2 separate regions of the Homo sapiens genome follow, and region 2 is linked to region 1. A link is an interaction called in ENCODE POLR2A ChIA-PET data of the cell type or tissue named here. Cell type or tissue: A673. All regions are shown on one strand. Each heading gives the region's core, and the rest is flanking DNA. Links, peaks and the distances in the headings are about the cores only.

What was found. ChIA-PET counts read pairs that join two places held together with the same protein. Peaks named below come from ENCODE experiments on the same cell type or tissue, not always from the same donor. Only the 100,000 strongest peaks of a DNase experiment are listed, where the experiment ranks them.
Region 2: POLR2A ChIA-PET joins it to region 1 with 8 read pairs; 4 of 35 experiments call an interaction of 5 or more read pairs at or near these places.

What each region holds. Positions count from the first base shown.
Region 1 is chr10:21,420,451-21,431,280 of GRCh38, reverse strand. No RefSeq gene overlaps it. Among named protein-coding and RNA genes, the nearest start is that of LINC02643, 53 kb to the right of the region's middle. In A673, for the core only: no CTCF peak of the experiment used is centred there; DNase peaks (open chromatin) are centred at 6,620, 7,220 and 7,590; H3K27ac peaks cover 2,191 bases.
Region 2 is chr10:21,309,369-21,320,198 of GRCh38, reverse strand. No RefSeq gene overlaps it. Among named protein-coding and RNA genes, the nearest start is that of LINC02643, 58 kb to the left of the region's middle. RefSeq lists an enhancer at 10,198-10,816. In A673, for the core only: no CTCF peak of the experiment used is centred there; a DNase peak (open chromatin) is centred at 4,158; H3K27ac peaks cover 409 bases.

The DNA.
Region 1 (10,830 bases), core at 5,209-7,708:
CAGGCGTAATGTGAGGTTGGATACCCAGAAGCCTAAGAGGCTGAATTCTTTTTTTTTTTTTTTTTTTTTTAAATTTATTTTTTTATTGATAATTCTTGGGTGTTTCTCACAGAGGGGGATTTGGCAGGGTCATGGGACAATAGTGGAGGGAAGGTCAGCAGATAAACAAGTGAACAAAGGTCTCTGGTTTTCCTAGGCAGAGGACCCTGCGGCCTTCCGCAGTGTTTGTGTCCCTGATTACTTGAGATTAGGGAGTGGTGATGACTCTTAACGAGCATGCTGCCTTCAAGCATCTGTTTAACAAAGCACATCTTGCACCGCCCTTAATCCATTTAACCCTGAGTGGACACAGCACATGTTTCAGAGAGCACAGGGTTGGGGGTAAGGTCACAGATCAACAGGATCCCAAGGCAGAGGAATTTTTCTTAGTGCAGAACAAAATGAAAAGTCTCCCATGTCTACTTCTTTCTACACAGACACGGCAACCATCCGATTTCTCAATCTTTTCCCCACCTTTCCCGCCTTTCTATTCCACAAAGCCGCCATTGTCATCCTGGCCCGTTCTCAATGAGCTGTTGGGCACACCTCCCAGACGGGGTGGTGGCCGGGCAGAGGGGCTCCTCACTTCCCAGTAGGGGCGGCCGGGCAGAGGCGCCCCTCACCTCCCGGACGGGGCGGCTGGCCGGGCGGGGGGGCTGACCCCCCCCCCCACCTCCCTCCCGGACGGGGCGGCTGGCCGGGCGGGGGGCTGACCCCCCCCACCTCCCTCCCGGACGGGGCGGCTGGCCGGGCAGGGGGGCTGACCCCCCCCACCTCCCTCCCGGACGGGGCGGCTGGCCGGGCGGGGGGCTGACACCCCCACCTCCCTCCCGGACGGGGCGGCTGGCCGGGCAGAGGGGCTCCTCACTTCCCAGTAGGGGCAGCCGGGCAGAGGCGCCCCTCACCTCCCAGACGGGGCGGCTGGCCGGGCGGAGGGCTGACCCCCCCACCTCCCTCCCGGACGGGGCGGCTGGCCGGGCAGAGGGGCTCCTAAGAGGCTGAATTCTATGCCTCTGTAGTCCTAGTTTCGAGGGAGGATTGCACAGGAGTTTGGGTCCAGCCTGGGCAACAGAGAGAGACCACGTCTCAAAAAAAAAAAAAAAAAAAAAAAGAGAGAGAGAGTTGTGTTGGGATCCTAGAGCCTGATATCATTCTATGGAGGGAAAGGATTATAACCAGATTTCATGGGTTAATTCAATCAAAGCCATGGAAGTAGAAAATCAAAGACAGAGTGGGCTGGGCACTGTGGATTTCTGTCAATTCCTCTTGCAGACAGGACCTCTTTTGAAAGTCCCAAACTGCATATGTGGGCCCTCATTATCTGGCCTTTGGTGACATGCCCCTGACAGAGATAATAGCTCGACTACATATGTGAGTTTCAACCAGCTGTGTGTCCATGGCCAAGATACTTTGCCTTTCTTGAATATTTATATTCTCATCTTTAAAAGCGCGATAAACATGTCTATCCCTTTAAGACTGTTCTATTGATCAAATAAGAACATATATGTAAGTAAAAAGTACTTTGCAGAGATGTACAATGGAAAGAAAAGTCAATTTCAGTTCTTTTGAAATGAGTGCCAGTTTGGCAGAAAATAATAAAGTAACACTTGGTGTGTTTGGCATCATTTGGGGATTAACGAAAGTGAATTTTATGGTCAGCTAACCTCTTGAAATGCCAGTATAAGAAAATTATACTATACACAACTGACCGTACACTACATGAGAATGTCCCAAATGATCCCAAGGCAGGCACTTCATCCCCCTCCTTCATTCCTTGGAGCCAATTACCAATTAAGTTATATTCAAATTCAGAATTTTTCATTATTGTGAGGTTTTATTGTGTATGGACTTCTGTGTTTATTCCTTAAATAGTTGAAAATAATTTAAAATGTCTAGGGGTCTCGGTTATTATTATAAATACAATTGCAGCCAGGGGCGGTGGCTCACATCTGTGATCCCAGCACTTTGGGAGGCTGAGGCGGGAGGATCACCTGAGGTCAGGAGTTCAAGACGAACCTGACCAACACGGAGAAACCCCATCTCTACTAAAAATACAAAGTTAGATGGGCATGGTGGCACATGCCTGTAATCCCAGCCACTTGGGAGGCTGAGGCAGGAGAATCGCTTAAACCTGGGAGGTGGAGATTGTGGTGAGCCGAGGTCACACCATTGCACTCCAGGCTGGGCAACAAGAGCAAAACTCTATCTCAAAAAGAAAAAAAAAAAATACAGTTGGGATATGGTATAGGATGTTCTGTCTCTACAACACATGACCCAGACTATTATTATTTTTTTAAGACAGAGTCTTGCTGCTCTGTCACCCAGGCGGGAGTGCAGTGGTGCCATCATAGCTCACTACAGCCTCGACTTTCTGGGCTCAAGGGATCCTCCTATCTCAGCCTCCCTAGTGGCCGGGATAACAAATACGCACCACCATGCCTGGCCTATTGTTGTTGTTGTTGTAGATACAGGGTCTCACTCTGTTGCCCAGGCTGGTCTTGAACTCCTGGCCTCAAGTGATCCTCCTGCCTTGTCCTCCCAAAGTGTTGGAATTACGCGTGTGAGCCACCATGCCCAGCCCACTTTCCTTTTCCTATCTATGAATCTTCTTCCACCACAAGTGCTGGAGACTTTCTGAACCTATTCAGGTTCAGGGGCTGCTCAATTCTTGAATTATTCTTTGCTCAATTGAATTCTATTTAATTTAATTTGTCTAAGGTTTTTGTTTTCTTTTTCCTTTTTTTCGTTTTTTAGGCGGGGTCTTGCTCTGTCACGCAGGATGGAGTGCAGTGGCAAGATGACAACTCATTGTAGCCTTGACCTCCCAGCTCAAGTCGTCCTCCTGCCTCAGCCTCTTAGGACCAAGGTGTGCACCACCATGCCTGGCTAATTTTTTTGATTTTTTGTAGAGATGGGATCTCACTACATTGCCCAGGCTGGTCTCAAAGTCCTGGGCTCAAGCAATTATTCTGCCTTGTCCTCCCAAAGTGCTAGGATTACAGGCGTGAGCCACTGCACCTAGCCTAGCTTTTTCTTTTTGCAATTGTTACAGTGATGACCCCAAGGAGTCATCTGTCTGTGTCCATGCTCCCTTCCCATGTAACTTCCCTGCTCCTCCCATCAAAAGCAGAGGCTACTACGACACCTCTTGTATTGAGGCTGCTTTGTGATTTGCTGTGACTAATGTAATACAGTGGAAGTGACAGTGTGTGACCTCTGAGGTTATACCTTATAAGGTCTTGTAGCTTTGCTTCTACTCTCTTGAGACACTACTGCCTCGTGAACAAGCCTGGGCTTGCCTCTTTGAGGATGAAAGGCCACGTGGAAAGAGGCACAGCTACCTCATTTCAGCTACCTCAGCTGAAGTCCTGGACATGGGAGTGAGGATGCTCTGGCCCAGCCACCCTCCAGCTCTCCCATCCACTGACTGCAGCTACATGGAGAGAAACTGCCCAGGAGATCCCAGCCCAAATTGCGGAATTGTGAACAAATAAATGGTTTGTTGTTCGAAGTCACTAAGTTTTGGGATGATTTGTTATGGAGCAAAGGATAACTGGAACAGGAAGTTAGAAAGATACTTCTTTCCTGTCAGCCTTCATGGTGATTGTGTTACAACCCAAAATGCTTCCTAGAGTTATCTTCATTTTGACATGGACAGGAGACAGAAATACTGGGTAGAAGAGGGCGGTTCCCCAGTAAAGGACCCACCCTTAAGCCTGGATACTCGCCACCATAAATGAGAACAGGCATTCCTGTTTTTGTGCCCAAAAAGTTGCCTTTTGGCCCAACGCCCCACTATCCTTTACCCATATAAACCCCAAACCCCTGGTTCCAGGAGGAGATGAGCAGACAAACAGAAGAGAAGAAGAGCAGCAGAGAGGGAGAGAAGAGAAGGAACGTTGGGAGAAGTTCAGCTGTGGAGGGTCAGAGAATTGGCTGCTGGATGGCCAAACTACACAGGAAGATCATCTTCCAACTCTATCCCCTTTCCAGCTCCCCATCCATCTTGCTGAGAGCCACCTCCACCACCCAGTAAAACCCCCAGATTCACTGTGCTTCAAGTCCATGTGTGACCTGATTCTTCTGCAATGCTGGACAAGAGTTTGGGATACAGAAAGCTGTCACACTGGTCCCCTGCCCTTGCAAGAAGGCAGAGGGTCCACTGAGCTGGTTAACACTTAAGCCGTTTGCAATGGCAAGGCTAAAAGAGCATAATGTGACACACACCCACTTGGGCTCCAGGAGTTGCAGGTTCCCACGTCTGGATGCTGCTGTGGGGCTGAAGCCCAGTGCCCCAGCTCCTGCACCTGTCCATCTGCATGCTCCTTCTCCCGTAAGGAGTTTGACCAGTGACGGCAACTGAACAGACGAGCCACATCCCTGTTGCACGTCCTGCGAGGAGGGTCAGGGAACTCTCCATTTCAGTTTCATGCAGAATACATGATAAAGGTTTTGTTTTCCTTGTTCTTCTGTTATGCTTGGTGGTCCCTAGAGCCTGGGCTCTTTGTATCGGAGGGTGGTCTGACTGCCATGTGCTGCCGTCCAACCTTTCTGTTTTTCAGACACTACGGTTGACTTCCCCACCAGAACATGCCCGCAATGACAATGATGGCTCTTGTCCCTTGGAGGTGAGGGATTCTTACTCTGAAGATGGCTGATAGATCTCAAACGGCCCTTAGGAACTGGAGGAACTGAGACATTACCCAAACATACCTTCCCAGATAATAATGAATTCCTCAAATATTCTTAGTTTTGCTCTGTACACTGAAATTTCTTTCCTTCTATGTAAAGTGAAGAAAAATGGACTGACGGTAAGGCTCAAGTGATTCTCTTCTGTGCAAGATATTTTATCTTCTTTTTTCTTTTTGCACTATTCAGAGGCCTTTGTGGATTAAGTCAGGTTACTTGGCTATATTCTGACTAGCTAAGATTGCTAGATAAGAGATGACCTCCAGATAAATCGTTTGCTGTGTAAGAAGGCTCTATTTTAAAACCAGAATTTTTTGTGGTCTTGTCACTCGATGATGGAGATGAATGAGATTTCATTACTAGTATAACTGAGTAGAAAATGGCTTTATTAGATAAACCTTGACATACCCTTGTTTTGGAATAGAAATAAAGGTATAAATCATCACATACAAATTATATGAATTTTAATCTTATTTACTATTATACTTGTAAATTTGCCACTAAAATATTAATCAGGGAGTGACATAAATGCAGCTAGTAGTAAAACAAAAAGGTTGTTTTATTCTTTTATTATTGAGATGGTAATAATAGATTAGAAAGAACATTTTGAAAATATAGATAATAAAACATTTTAAAAAGAAAATAAAAATCACTCAATCTCACCTCCAGAGATGGTTATTGTTAATATATTAAAATATGTCCTTCTAGATTTTTTTTTTTTGAGTCAGGGTCTTGCTCTGTTGCCCAGGTTGGAGTGCAGTGGCGTGATCATGGCTCACTGCAGCCTCAAATTCAGGGTTCAAGTGATCCTCTCACCTCAGCCTCCTGAGTAGCTGGGATTACAGATGTGCACCACCACACTCAGCTATTTTTTTTTAAGTGGAGGCAGGATCTCATTTTGTTGCCCGGGCTGGTTTCAAACTCCTGGATTCAAGTGATCCTCTTGCCTCACCTCCCAAAGTGCTAGGATTACAGGTGTGAGCCACCATGCCCAGTCTGTCCTTCTAGATTTTTAACATACATATACCCACTTTGAGGAGTGCCTTCAAAAGATGGAATGCATGCTGTTTCCCCTCTTCCAGCACATATTTTACTCCACTTATTAGGTTAAAAGTCACGAAGAAAGTAACTGTGTCTACTTCATTTCAGACAATTACATAAGTCTTGCAGTAGTAGACTGGTCCTGCCTTGGGGAAGAGGGTAAAATAGTTGTCTGGGTTCTATCATTCTGCAGTGGAACCTACACACCAAGCAAACACTTGTTAATTCATTTAAGCCAGGAGGACATTAAAAAAAAAAAAAAAGAAAAACCGGCTAGGCGCGGTGGCTCATGCCTGTAATCCCAGCACTTTGGGAGGCCGAGGCTTGAGGATGGGTTGAGGCCAGGAGTTCGAGACCAGCCTGGCCAACATGGTGAAACCCTTTCCCTACTAAAAATACAAAAATTAGCCAGGCGTGGTGGCACGTGCCTGTAACCCCAGCTACTGGGGAGGCTGAGGCAGGAAAATCACTTGAACCCAGGAGGCGGAGGTTGCGGTGAGCCAAGATTGTGCCACTGAGGCGACAGAGCAAGACTCTGTCTCAAAAAAAAAAAAAAAAAAAAACCCCAAAACCCAGACTTATTGGTAGACATCAAGTCAACAAAACAGCTTGTCAGTTGGCTATGTTTTTCCTTTTCCAACTATAGACCACGTGGGTATTGGTTAGTGTTCTGAAAGTGGTGAATACTATGCATAAAGAATTACACTTTCTCAGCCTGAGGCACGTATGCTTCAAGGCAGTCACAATGTATTGGAATCCAAAATGAAATAAAGAAAGTGAGTAAGCTGCTTTAATAAACAGATGGCTTTCATTAAATGTAACCATTAATCTTGTCCTGATCATTTACCGGAATGTGGTAGGTTGCAATGTTTCCTTAATCTATTAATGAACTATCACCACAAAATATGTCACCAAAGTAAAATAAGTGTTGATGTGTTCATGAAAACCATCAGATAGACCAGAACCCTCCCCTCTGTGGAATTAGGCAAATGAAGAACTTATTTAAGAAGGAAGAAGGGATTGTTGTAACCCCTCTGGAGCAGTTTTTAGGACCACAAAGCAAAAGCACAAAGCTTGTAAATGACCTGAAGAATTACGGGAGTCTTTCTAATTAAGCACTTTATGATGAAAATCTGAGTTTTAGAAAAGCAATTTTAAAGGAATAATTCTTCATTTGACAAATGATTCACAATAGAATTTTTAAAGGATTAATCATCTAGTAAATTTATTTTTTATTATTTTTATTCTTTTATTGAAAACTTTTTTTATTTGTAATTTTTGTGGTACATAGGAAGAGTATAATTATCTAGTAAATTTAACATAGCATTTAGATTTTTAAATTCTGTCTGTAACATAATGTGCACATGTCTTAAGTAAAATGAACTGCTGTGATAGCGAAAGTTTCAACTGGGCTGGGCGTGATGGTTCACATTGGCGAATCCCAGCACTTTGGAGGCCAAGGTGGGAGGATCCCTTGAGCCTAGGAGTTCAAGACCATCCCGGGCAACATAGCAAGACCCCATCTCTACAGAAACAAAACAACACAAAGCAACAAAACAAAACACAAAAAAGGTTTAAATGGCAGGAACAGGTTGGATTGGTGGGCATCTGAAGCCCCTGAGTTTCATCCGTTGGGTTCAGAGTACTTTTTGTATGCTGATTAACAAAGGAAAGGCTGGGCTTCAGCTATATTTCCTCTTTAATTTCACATTTCATACATAGATGGGACCAGAACAGGCTTAGTAAAACCCTGCTGACGAATGGCAGGTGATCACAATGATCAGAAGCACAAGTCCTGGAGTCTGACTGCCAAGCTCAATCCCTGGCTTCTCACTCTATTATCTGCATATCCTCGGACAAGTTATTTCGTTTCTCTGGGCCTAGTTTCTTTCCTTCCTTCCTTCTTTACTTCCTTCCTTCCTTCCTTCCTTCCTTCCTTCCTTCCTTCCTTCCTTCCCTCCTTTCCTTTCTCTCCTTTCTTTCTCCCTTTCTCTCTCCTTCCTTCCTTCCTTCCTTCCTTCCCTCCCTCCTTCCTTCCTTCTTTCTTTCATTCTTTCTTTTGTTCTTTCTTTCCTGAGACAGAGTCTCATTCTGTTGCCCAGGCCAGAGTGCAGTGGTGAGATGATGGCTCACTGCAGCCTCAACCTCCTGGGCTCAAGTGGTCCTCCCACCTCAGGCCTCCAGTAGCTGAGACTGCAGGTACACACCACCATGCCTGGCTAATTTTTTATGTTTTGTAGAGATAGGGTCTTGCAATGTTGTTCAGGCACTTTGGCTTCCCAAAGTGCTGGGATTACAGGCACGAGCCACTGTACCCAGCCTCTCTGGGTCTAGGTTTTCTTATCAGTAAAGTTGAAGCTAGGAGTATTGACTGTCTAGAGTAGCTGTGAGAATTAAATAAGATTATCCACATAGCATGATCAGTGAGCCACCTTATGCATAATAAGTGCTCAACGGTAGCAGTGATGACTGCATTCTTCTTCTTCTTTTTTTTTTTTTTTTTTTTTTGAGACCAAGTCTCATTCTGTCGCCCAGGGTGGAGTGCAGTGGCGCAATCTCAGCTCACTGTAACTTCCGCCCCCTGGGTTCAAGCAATTCTCCGGCCTCAACCTCTTGAGTAGCTGGGATTACAGGCACCTGCCACCATGCCTGGCTAATTTTTTTTTTTTTTTTTTTGGTAGAGACTGGGTTTCACCACGTTGGCCAGGCTGGTCTTGAACTCCTGACCTCAAATGATCCACCCGCTTCGGCCTCCCAGTGCTGAGATTACAGGCGTGAGCCACCACGCCCAGCCAGATGACGGCATTATTCGTAATAATAAAAACAAGGACTAGGCCGGGCGCGGTGGCTCACGCCTGTAATCCCAGCACTTTGGTAGGCCAAGGTGGGTGGATCCCCTGAGGTCAGGAGTTCGAGACCAGCCTGACCAACATGGAGAAACCCCGTCTCTACTAAAAAATACAAAATTAGCTGGGCATGGTGGCCCATGCCTGTCATCCCAGCTACTCGGGAGGCTGAGGCAGGAGAATCGCTTGAAGCTGGGAGGTGGAGGTTGCAGTGAGCCGAGATCGCACCACTGCACTCCAACCTGGGCAACAAGAGCTAAACTCCGTCTCAAAAGAAACAAAAAACAAAAAACAAGGACCATCCAGGGCCTTTTCTTCTTTACATGTAATCACAGGTGATATTCAAATATTTATCATGGCCCAGGCACCAACTGATCAGAATGAACACGCACAACCTGGGTGGCCGCGTGGTACCCTCTGACAAGAAATGCCCCTTGAGTAATCTCACTACAATACAATATGATGGGAGGCTCTATAGCTCCACAGTTCTTGGACGGGGATGTGCGGATAACCTTTGTCTTATTCTAGGGAGGCATTAGTGACTACTGGAAGGAGAATAGAAATTACTTGTTGTGGGGCTGTCACTGGCTGTGACATCTTGAATAAACTACACAACATCTCTGTGGCTCACTCTCCTTATGCTTAATACTCATGCATCGGGCAAAGCTGTTAATGGGGATCAACAAGGATCAGGAATGTAAAAGCCCTTTGAAAAAGAGTAAACCATTATACAAGCTCAGGAGATTTGCAAAAGTACCTAAACCTTCAAGAAAACACATTCCAGGGGGAAATCAGCTACGATCTACATGCCTCTTCCATTTTCTTGTAACATTTCATGCTAAACCTGTCTATGAGATTTAAAATATCACATTACATTTCTCCATTTTTACATGGGCAAAGTCGATCAAAATGAAAGGTTTTCAGAAAGTAGAATTAACTTCTTCCTATTAATGAGAAATGATAAATTGGGGATCATTTCCCTGATATTTTGCTTCTCTCTGAAATGTAGGCACTATTTTATAAAAATTTAGGTTAATTAAAATATTATAAATTATGCCTATAAACTAAAAACCCTTTATATTCTTCAGTAAGTTTTTTCTTCAGCCTGACCTAAACTTCTTTCACATGTGAATGGCGAATGTCTAAACCCACTCAGGTTATTAAACACAGTATTGAATTGTGTTATAGAGCTGGTAATTTTTAAACGTTGCAGCAGCATGGCAAACAGTTACAACTGGTGGTGCACATCTATTTTCAATTTGTGGCATTTGTGCCTTTTCAATAATGTTGGCCCTTTTCCTCTTCTGACTCAATTTCCTTTCTGTTTCTTATTCATTTTATAGATTGTGTCAATCTGTCTCACTTCTGAGCCAACGTTTTTGAGATTAGGATCCCATTTGGGATCCTTTACTCACCCATATCTTGCACACACATGCTTTTCCAAACACTTACATGCGCACACATGCACACAGAGCTAATTACACAAAGACTCAGAGCAAACCTTTAATCACATGTAACCCACAAGTAGCAAAAGTGCTATTAGGAGATAATGAGAGAGTTTTCATAAACTAATCACAAAATCTGCTTCTTTGCAGTGACATCTCATGTGCTCCTCTATTTAGCTTTCCAGGGGTGCAAAAACTGTTTCTGCCAAAACATGTAACTGTAGAATGAAATGAGTCCTTTACAGGCCCTAACTCTGCCCAGAGGGTGACTTCCCACATGTATAAAAACAACATAAAGCAATTGATGGAATGGCAGGGCACGATGGCTCAAATCTGTAATGCTAACACTTTGGGAGGCCAAGGCAGGAGGATCAGTTGAGCCCAGGAGTTCGAGACCAGCCTGGGCAACAAGGTGAGACCCTCTCTCTACAACAAAATTTAAAAAATTAGCCAGATGTGGTGGCTTGCACTTGTGGTCCCATCTACTCAGGAGGCCGAGGTGGGAGGATCACTTGAGCCAGGGAGGTCAAGGCTACAGTGAGCTGTGATTGCACCACTGCGCTCCAGCCTGGGCAACAGAGCAAGACTCTTTCAAATAAATAAATAAATAAAAATAAGGCAATTGATAGGGTTTAGGATACATTACCCTAAAATATGGCACTTTGGCATACTGAATATTTTAAGCTGAAGGAACTTGAGAAAACATCAGAAGCAGGAAGCTCTCCCCGACCTTTCCCTGCTGTTCTCAGCTGAAGCAGGGTGTAAGACTT
Region 2 (10,830 bases), core at 2,833-5,332, 110 kb after region 1:
CAGGCATGAGCCACCGTGCCCAGCCAGAGTATTTTTAAAATATGGATACAGAACCCGACTTTAGACCAATTGAACTGAAATATCTGAAGGTGGTGCCCAGACCATGTGTTTTTTTTTTTTTTTTTTTTTTTTTTGAGACGGGGTCTCGCTCTGTCGCCCAGCCTGGAGTGCACAGTGGCGCGATCTCGGCTCACTGCAAGCTCCGCCTCCCAGGTTCACGCCATTCTCCTGCCTCAGCCTCCCGAGTAGCTGGGCCTACAGGCGCCCGCCACCACGCCCGGCTAATTTTTTGTATTTTAGTAGAGACGGGGTTTCACTGTTTTAGCAAGGATGGTCTCGATCTCCTGACCTCGAAATCTGCCTGCCTCCGCCTCCCAAAGTGCTGGGATTACAGGCGTGAGCCACCGCAGCTGGCCCCAGACCATAGGGTTTTATAAAGCATCCCAGGCAATTATGAGGCACAGTAAGGGCTGAGAACTTTTATAAAGGAACATTCTCTAATCATTACATCCATAAAGGAAGTGGCAACTGCTATTTGTATCAAGGAACACTCATCTTATAGGGATGAAAACATTAAAAGAGCATTGTGTAAGGAGGAATCATTGTTTAAAAGGGCAACTGATTGCACGGCAGTAATAGTAAATAAAGGAAACAGTGCGTCCTTTACACATGAAATCCTCTGTGTCCTTTCAAATTCCGATTCATATTATCAAATAACACATCAGAGGTAGAATGGCTGGGGGAGGGGGGATTGAGGGATGGGAGAAGGATAGATGAAGGGAACAGCAGAAAATGAAGCAGGCAGAGCGTGGGATCAGGAGCTGGCGCAGCTGGGGACAACGACATTTCTAAGGGCAGATGCCCAGGGTCAGGGAGAGTAAGCAAGAGAAAACAAGTGGCGATCGGGCACTGGGGCTCATGCCTGTAATCCCAGCACTTTGGGAGGCAGAAGTGGGAGGATCCCTTGAGGCCAGGAGTTTGAGAGCAGCCTGGGTAATCTAGTGAGACTCCATCTCTTACAAAAAAATAAAAAAATAAGCCAGATGTGGTGGTGGGCACCTATAGTCTCAGCTATTTAGGAGGTTGAGGTGGGAGGATTGTCGAGCCCAAGAGTTCGATGCTGCAGTGAGCTATGATTGCAACAGAGCGAGACCCCATCTCTAAAAAACCCAAAAAACAACAGGTGGGTTTGCAGCCAGCTAGGGAGGATAGTGCCAGAGGAAATTGGCAGCAAGCCAGAGATGAGGGCTAGCAGTGTGGTTAGAGGCTGCGAGGAAGGATTCAGGAGCAGAAGAGTGGGCAAGAAAAGCCACGGCCCTCATCCTGAAGGAACTGGAGTCAAGGGCAGTTGTCAGAACAATGCCTTGGCCTCAGAAAAAGATGGAGACTCAGCTTCCCAGACCGGAGCTTGAACATAAGGACTTAATCCCATGGTATCAGTCCTCTCCTTTGGAGACAGCCAGGGCCAGAGTGAACTGAACGGCAAAACGGAGAAAGCTAAACCCAGAAATCCCTAAATATCCTCTCGCCCGGAACATGCTTGGGCCCAGAGCCTGCAGGTGCAGTAGAAGGAGATTCGCTTTCCGGCTTTTGTCGGGGCACCACGGTTTCAACAAAGACAGCCTCTACCCAGGGGCCGACACTCACACAGCCTTCTCTTCCTGCATAGCCATTTGCAAGTCCAGTTTCCCACTATGATACACAGCTCTTGAGATGAAGAAACGTGGCACACACATGTCTGCTGACCTTCTCTGAGATCGAGGAGGTGCTAGGATTTGTTGGCTTGAAGAAATAAGTGTTTGCACCTGACTTTCATCCTGTAACTCATAACCAAGGAAAAGTCAAACTCCCATCATCGGGGAGTGAGTTACTCAGAGGAGATGCTGGCTTTAGAATGTCCACTCCTGTGAGACCCAGAGAAGCACTGACTTAAACTCACCCTGGATGTGAAAGAAAAAGCTCAGTGATGCTGAGAGTCAATTGGTGTAACTTGATGAGCCGAAATCCCCCGCAATGGGGAAAACAGAGTCCTAGAAAGATGAGAGGGAAGGTGAGTCAGCCAGCCTAGTGGGGCTGTTATTCCTAAGCTGGGTTGTATGTCAGAATCACTCACAGCATTCTTAAAAACACAGGCCTAGCCTGTGAGACTCTGAGGCAGCTGGTGGATTTGGGCCAGGACACAGTGGATCTACTTTTAAAAAGCTCCTGGTTGGGCTGGGAGTGGTGGCTCATGCCTGTAATCCCAGGACTTTGGGAGGTGGAGGTGGGTGGATCATCTGAGGTCACGAGTTTGAGACCAGCCTGGCCCAAATGGTGAAACCCCATCTCTATTATAAATACAAAAACTAGCTGGACGTGGTGGTGGGTGTCTGGAATCCCAGCTACTCTGGAGGCTGAGGCAGGAGAATCGCTTGAACCTGGGAGGCAGAGGTTGCAGTGAGCCAAGATCGCACCATTGCACTCTAGCCTGGGGGACAGAGTGAGACTCCGTCTCAGAAAAAAAAAAAAAAAAAAAAGGCCGGGCGCAGTGACTCACGACTGTAATTCCAGCAGTTTGGGAGGCTGAGGCGGGTGGATCACCTGAGGTCAGGAGTTCAAGACCAGCCTGGCCAACATGGTGAAACCCTGTCTCTAATAAAAATATAAAAAATTTAGCCGGGTGTGGTGGTGGGCGCCTGTAATCGCAGCTACTCAGGAGGCTGAGGCAGAATTGCTTGAACCCAGGAGATGGAGGTTGCAGTGTGCCGACATGGTCCCACTGGACTCCAGCCTGGGCGACAGAGTGAGATTCCATCTCAAAAAAAAAAAAAGAAAAAGCCCCTCGTTGAAAACAGTGTGGAGATTATAAAAATAGAACCACCATACACTTCAGCAACCTTGCTACTGGGTATCTACCCCCGCAAAAAAAGAAATCATTTTATATATAAAAAAATACCTGTGCTCATATGTTTATTGCAGCACTATTCACAATAGCAGAGTCATGGAATCAACCTAAGTGACCATCAACGGAGGGCTGGCTAAAGAAAATGCACTCTAAATACACAACAGAGGCCGGGCGCCTGAAAATGCACTCTAAATACACAACAGTGGCTCACGCCTGTAACCCAGCACTTTGGGAGGCCGAGGCGGATGGATCACGAGGTCAGGAGATCAAGACCATCCTGGTTAACACGGTGAAACCCCGTCTCTACTAAAAATACAAAAAAAATTAGCCGGGCGTGGTGGTGGGCACCTGTAGTCCCAGCTACTTGGGAGGCTGAGGCAGGACAATGGCGTGAACCCGGGAGGCGGAGCTTGCAGTGAGCCAAGATCGCGCCACTGCACTCCAGGCTGGGCGACAGAGCGAGACTCCGTCTCAAAAAAAAAAAAAAAAAATACACAACAGAATACTATTCAGGCATAAAAAAGAAACAATGTCTTTTGCAGCAACATGGATGGAACTGGAGTCCATTATCTTAAGTGAAAGAACTCAGAAACAGAAAGACATTGCATGTTCTCACTTATAAGTGGGAGTTGAATAATATGGACCCAGGGACATAGAATGCAAAATAATAGACGCTGGAGACTTGGAGGTGTAAGCGGGTGGGAGGGATGGGAGGTTGCTTGGTGGATATAAAGTGTGTTCTAGTGATGGATGCATTGAAGGCCTGTCTTCACCACAATGTGGTATATCAATGTAGCAAAATTCTACATGTACCCCATGAATAACAAATTCGATATAAACAATTAAATATGAAACAAACAAAAATAAAAAACCAAAAAGTTCCCCAGTGCTTCTGGGGCATACACAGCAGGTTAGGGAGCTAGAAACACCATCTGTTGGTTGGTTTTGCCCTGTTTCTCTCACCCTGGGCAGTCTTGGGCAGCACAGCCTGGCTCCGAGGGTGAAGACTTGCCACAGTCCCAGGCTGGGGTGATGACAAGACCCCCTGAGGCCCCTGAGAGAGTCACTGTCTTGCTCCCTACATCTTCTGCAGGGCTGGCTCTGTGTTCTCTCTGCTTGGGCAAGGCTATGTGGGTTCCCGGGGCAGCCAGCAGAATCTGTCCTTGGAAGATGTGTGAAACTCTAATCTCAACTGGTTCTGTTCCGGCTGCCTGGTTCTTGGCCTCAGCTCAAGAATTCAAGGGTTAGTGGCGGAGGAGGCTCCTTTCTGCTCTGCATCTGGGGATGAATGGCTATTGCCCAGCAAGGCAAGGGGGAGGAGTCTAGGGGGGAGGTCAGGCTCTGACAGAGAGAGAGAGAGTGCACAAGAGAGAATGAATTAACCCATTAGTACCATTAACATTTTAGCATGGACTAATTGACCAGATGAGGTCTTTCTTTCCAGGGGTACAGATAGGTCTTTGACAGTCACAAAAACCCTAGAAAAAGGCCTGGAACCTCCTCTGTCTGCAACAAGAGGTGAGAATGGGCCAGGCACATTGGCTCACGTCTGTAACTCCAGCACTTCAGGAAGCCGAGGTGGGAGGATTGTTTGAGACCAGGAGTTTGAGACCAGCCTGGGTAACATAGTAAGACCCTGTCTCTAAAAAAAAAAATTAGTGGGGTGTAGTGGCACAGGCCTGTAGTCCCAGCTAAGGAGGCTGAGGTGGAGGATTGCTTGAGCCTGGAGGTCAAGGCTGCAGTGAGTCATGATCATACCACTACACTCCAGCCTGGGCAAGCCCTTTCCTGCTCTGGCATTTGCTTGTGAATACTGATTGCTCTCCGACATGTGCCAGATACTCTTCTAGGCACACAGTGAGCAGGACAGATGAGGCTCAGCTCTGGTGGGGCTCACATCCTAGTGCTCACCATCGAAGCTGCCTGAGGAAGGAAGTCCTGAGGCTGGGTCACCCCAGAGCAGACCACCAGGCTCTGGATGAAATACAAGACAAGCAACCTTTCCTTCTTGTCATTCTCAGGGCTGTCTCTGAGCCTGAGCAGCCAAAACCCGCGTGGGAGCAGATGCAGAGATGGACAATGTCACTCTCCCATACCCGAGTGCAGCCACCCACGGGGAGGCAGGGGTGGGGTGGGGGGACGTTCCTGGGGGGTTCAGCCCGGTGGGTGTGGCTGTCCCTGAGTGCCCGTGCACTTCAAAGACACTGGCTCCGGGGTCATAGGAGTCAGCTGTTAGCATCGGGCTTAATAAAGGAGGCCAAAGGCTGGAGAGACACCCAAGGCCTTAAAGGATTAAAAACAGGAAAAATATATACGAATCAGGGGCTGGGTTTGCATTTCATAGACGGGTAATGTTATGATAAAGGTTTGGGCTTTGGATTTGTAAAGTGTTGGATTCAATAAGAAGAATCTGTCTTTGGCTTTTGTTGTACAGGAAACTGAAACAGGCTAATATTGAAGGTGTAAAGGGAATGTACAAAGGATTCAAAAGGAGGCCAGGAAACCCAGCAAGAAAGGAAAAGAAGAACCAATTAGTGTGTATATATATATGGAAGCTAATTTTCATATGAGAAAGTGAGAGATTCTTACTTTAGAAACTGACAGTTACTAAGGGCCTGTGCTTAGTTATTTGCAGTTTCTCCCTGCCTCTCCCATGGAAAATTAATCAATTTCTCTTCCTTTCATTCTTCTCTTCTCATTCTTTGCATGCCTTTGCTTTCACCTCTCCCCTGCCTCAATCCTGCAAATGCCAGAGTCCAAAAAACTATTATGCTGCTGGAGAGACCGCAAGGACAAAAGTGGAGACTATTTGAAAAACAAAGTCATGGACTCCTACGGCTGGAGAGGACCCAGAGCCTCCCCCAACCTTCCTCTCCTCCCCTCTGGCTGCTGCCAGATCGCACCTGACCCGCCCAGGAAAACGGGCCTCTTTGCTTTTTGAAGAACTCCAGAGGAGAGCCCCTGATCTCCCTTGATAACTTATCCCAAGTCTGATATCCTCATTGGCAGAGATTATTTTCCAGCTTAAATCACTCGTGTGGAAGCCGAAGCTCATTGCCTTTTGTTCTGTCCTTGCTGGAGATGGTGAACAGCTGGTCTCCATTCTCGGAGGAATATCGCTTTAAACCTTGCAGGCCATTGTTAAGTGGCCTCTAGGCTTTCTCTTCTCCTGACTAAGAATCATAGCTTCTTTTCCCCATTCCTCATGGGTCCTATTTTCCAGCCCCTCTCACATCTTTGTTCTTTGAATGCGCTCAGGTTTTTCTAAGATATTCCCCTTTGGAAGATGTTTGAAGGAAAACAACAGAAGGGTCTTTAGACGTACTAAGTACTGGCAGTCCCTCTCACCTTACCATAAGCCTCGCTGTTTCCACTGGTTGAGTGGCTTCTGGGGCCTTGCCTTCCTGGGGCCAGGCTGTGCGCGAGGACCGAGCAGCCGGTCCTGTGTTGAGCTCATTGGCTTGACCACAGGCCAGTGCTGTCCCAAAGAGCAAGAGGCCCCAGCACAGCTGGGGGCTCACCTGAACTGAAAATCATGTCTGACATTTGTACAGCTCTTAAATACTTACTAAATAGAGAATCATCAGCCTGGGCAACATAGTGAGACCCTATCTCTAAAAAAATAATAACTTGCGGTCCTAGCTATTTGGGAGGCTGAGGTGGGAGGATCACTTGAGCCCAGGAGCTCAAGGCTGCAGTGAGCTATGACTGAGCAACTGTACTCCAGCATGGGCAACAGAGCAAGACCCTGTCTCTAAATAACTAAATAAATAGCCTATTGTCGCCGGGCGCAGTGGCTCACGCCTGTAATCCCAGTACTTTGGGAGGCCGAGGTGGGCGGATCACAAGGACAGGAGATCAAGACCATGGTGAAACCCCATCTCTACTAAAAATACAAAAAATTAGCTGGGCGCGGTGGCGGGCGCCTGTAGTCCCAGCTACTCGGGAGGCTGAGGCAGGAGAAAGGCGTGAACCCAGAAGGCAGAGCTTGCAGTGAGCCGAGATTGCGCCACTGCACTCCAGCCTGGGCAACAGAGCGAGACTCCATCTCACAAATAAAATCAAATAAATAGCCTATTGTCTCATTCAGAAGAAAAAATTAAGTTCAGCAAAATCTAATGGTTATGTTGAAATCAGCGATGGCTTGTGTACTTTGTCTTGTTAGGTGGGTAGGGGGAGGTGGAGGCTGAAGTGAGGAGGAATTGGGGTGCTCTAGGATGTAAGCTTGAGGCTCCAGGTGGAAGACTGGGGATGGGTAAGTGTGAAGGCCTGTGGGGTGGTAGAGGAACAGATGTTCAAACAGAAACGAAGGAATCTGCTTGCCAGATGTTGGGACAATGGGTTGATGGAGGCTAGAAGGGAAAGACTTACAACGAGGCAGATATAAAAAGGGAGGACTGTGTGGTGCAGAATCATAGATACCAGAGGCTGGGAAGGAGGTGTGGGTGGGAGGGGGAGGAAGAGAGGTTGTGAATGGGCAGGAACATGCAGTTAGGCAGAAGAAACAAGTTCTGTTTTTTGTGTGTGTTTTTTTTGAGATCAAATTTCACTCTTGTTGCCCAGGCTGGAGTGCAATGGCGCGATCTTGGCTCACTGCAACCTCTGCCTCCCGGGTTCAAGCGATTCTCCTGCCTCAGCCTCCTGAGTAGCTGAGATTACAGGCATGTGCTACCATGCTGGCTAATGTTTTTGTATTTTTAGTAGAGACGGGGTTTCTCCATGTTGGTCAGGCTGGTCTCGAACTCCCGACCTCAGGTGATCTGCCTGCCTTGGCCTCCCAAAGTGCTGGGATTACAGGCGTGAGCCACCACGCCTGGCCTAGAAGAAACAAATTATGATGTTTGATAGTGGAGCCGACTATAGCCAGCAAGAATGTGTAGTATATTTCAAAGCAGATAGAAGAGAGGACTTGAAATATTTCCAACACATAGAAATGATAAATATTTGGCCAGGTGCAGTGGCTCACGCCTATAATTGTAGCATTTTGGGAGGCTGAGGTGGGTGGATCGCCTGAGGTTAGAAGTTTGAGACCAGCCTGACCAACATAGTGAAGCCCCGTCTCTACTAAAAATACAAAAATTAGCCGGGTGTGGTGGCACACGCCTGTAATCCCAGCTACTCAGGAGGCTGAGGCAGGAGAATCACTTGAACCTGGGAGGCAGAGGTTGCAGTGAACTGAGATTGTGCCATTGCACTCCAGCCTGAGCAACAGAGCAAGACTCCATCTCAAAAAAAAAAAAAAAAAGATAAATACTCAAGGTAATGGGTGATGGAGTTGTTCACCTCTCTACATATTCTATGCATGTAGCAAATACATGTACCCCATAAACATGTAAAATATTATGTATCAATAGGAAAAAATGTGAAAGAGGGAGAGGGAGGAGTCGGGGGTATATATATATATGTATATAGACAGAGAGAGAATGAGAGTTTAAGGCAAGATCTGAGATCCTGGGATATGACCAGTGAGGATGTTAGTAATATTAATAATCTGGTTTGCCTGAACATGAGGGTAAGAAGGACTGAAGGACCCATGCAGAAAGAGTTTTGCTTTGTCCAAGACCAAAGAGTTGAGAAAGAACTTTACTTGTAGGCTGGGGAGTCTGCAGAAGTGGAGCTAGAAAGTCAAACTGGGCCAGGTACAGTGGCTCATGCCTGTAATCCCAGCATTTTGGGAAGGTGACGCAGGAGGATTGCTTTAGCCCAGGAATTTCGACTTTACAGTGAGCTATGATGGCATAACTGAACTCCAACCTGGGTGACAAAGCAAGACCGGTCTCTACAAAAATTTCTTTTAAAAAAATTAGCCAGGTGTGGCCGGGCTCAAGCCTGTAATCCCAGCACTGTGGGAGGTCGAGGTGGGTGGACCACCTGAGGTCAGGAGTTCGAGACCAGCCTGGCCAACATGGAGAAACCCCATCTCTACTAAAAATACAAAAATTAGCTAGGCTTGGTGGCACATGCCTGTAGTCCCAGCTACTCGGGAGGCTGAGGCAGGAGAATCGCTTGAACCCAGGAGACAGAGATTGCAGTGAGCCAACGTTGTCCCACTGCTCTCCAGCCTGGGTGATGGAGCAAGACTCTGTCTCGAAAAATAAATAAATAAATAAATAAAATAAAATTAGCCAGGTGCAGTGGTGTGTGCCTGTAGTCCCAGCTACTCAGGAGGCTGAGGTGGGAGGATCCCTTGAGCCCAGGAGTTTGTGGTTGTACTGAGCTATGATTGTGCCTCTGCCGGAGTCCAGCCTGGGTGACAGAGCAAGAATCTGTCTCAAAAAAAAAAAAAAAAAAAAAAGTCAGTCAAACTGAAGCTAACTCAGGTTGACACCATCAGCCAACTTAGTTCAAGCATTGACGTGCCATATTGACATGCAGCTTACCTCGTGACTATGATAGATATGACTACAAACTAAGGTAATTAAAAAAAATGGAACATAAAGAGTCAGATAATAGTTGTCACCCTTAAAGCAGTCACGTTGGACTGTTTGTTCAAACAATGCAGAGATTTCTACAACTCCTCTTTTGGTTTTATTTTCTAAGCCTACAGCATAGACAGACATTCAGCCATCTTTTTTTTTTTTTTCTTCAGAGGGAGTCTCATTCTGTTGCCCAGGCTGGAGTGCACTGGCGCCATCTTGGCTCACCATCTGCCTCCCGGGTTCAAGCCATTTTCCTGCCTCAGCCTCCCAAGTAGCTGGGATTACAGGTGCCTGCCACCACGCCTGGGTAATTTTTGTATTTATTTATTTATTTTTTAGTGGCCACTGCTCCCAGCCTCATCCATCTTTAATGGTGGAGAATCTTCACCTTCCAAGGGTGTATTTGATTTTGAGGAACACTTAGTAGTTGGGAGCCAAGACTGAGGAAGAGGCGAGTGATCAGGCTGGGAAGGGTTAAGGAAAAACCAGAGCCAGACAGTAAAGGGATGAAACAGATTTTGTTTTATTTTATTCATTTACTTAATTTTGAGACGGAGTCTCGCTCTGTTGCACAGGCTGGAGTGCAATGGCGCGATCTCGGTTTGCTGCAACCTCCGCCTTCCAGGTTCAAGCGATTCTCCTGCCTCAGCTTCCCGAGTAGCTGGGATTATAGGCACCTGCCACCACGCCCGGCTAATTTTTGTATCTTTAGTAGAGACTGGGTTTCACCATGCTGGCCAGGCTGGTCTCGAACTCCCAACCTCAGGTGATCTGCCCGCCTTGGCCTCCCAAAGTGCTGGGATTACAGGCGTGAGCCGCTGCGCCTGGCCAACAGATTTTATTTATTTTAATTTTTGAGAGAGTCTTGCTCCGTCACCCAGGCTGGAGTGCAGTGGCACAATCTCAGCTCACTGCAACCTCCGCCTCCTGGGTTCCAGTCATTCTCCTGCCTCAGCCTCCTGAGTAGCTGGGATTGCAGGCATCTGCCACCATGCCCAGCTAATTTTTGTATTTTTAATAGAGATGGGGTTTCACCATGTTGGCCAGGCTGGTCTCGAACTCCTGGCCTCAGAAGATCTGCCCACCTAGGCCTCCCAAAGTGCTAGGATAACAGTCGTGAGCCACTATGCCTGGCTGAAACAGATTTTAATTAGGAACTATTGCAATAGGGGAAAAGACTTGAGTACAGAATGGGCTTCCATTCTGAACACAGCATGGGGGATTCATAGCCAGGAAGTAGGGTGGAGATTAGGGGATGAAAAATTCCCAGGAAGGAGCATCAGGGGTCAGGGGATTCTGGCTAAACCAATTCGACAGAATCCTTCCTTCAAGACAGGCTAAGGTAATCAGACACCACCTGGTGATGGAGGTGGGGATGAGAAATTTGATCAGATATGGAAAGATTCTCGCTTAACTGACACAGCAGAATTTTTGCTAAAATTAGATAATGCAAAGATAGACACAGAAATTCAAAGGCTCAGAGGGGTCTCACCAAAGTTTGGTCAAGGAGAGTGTCTTGTCAGAAGC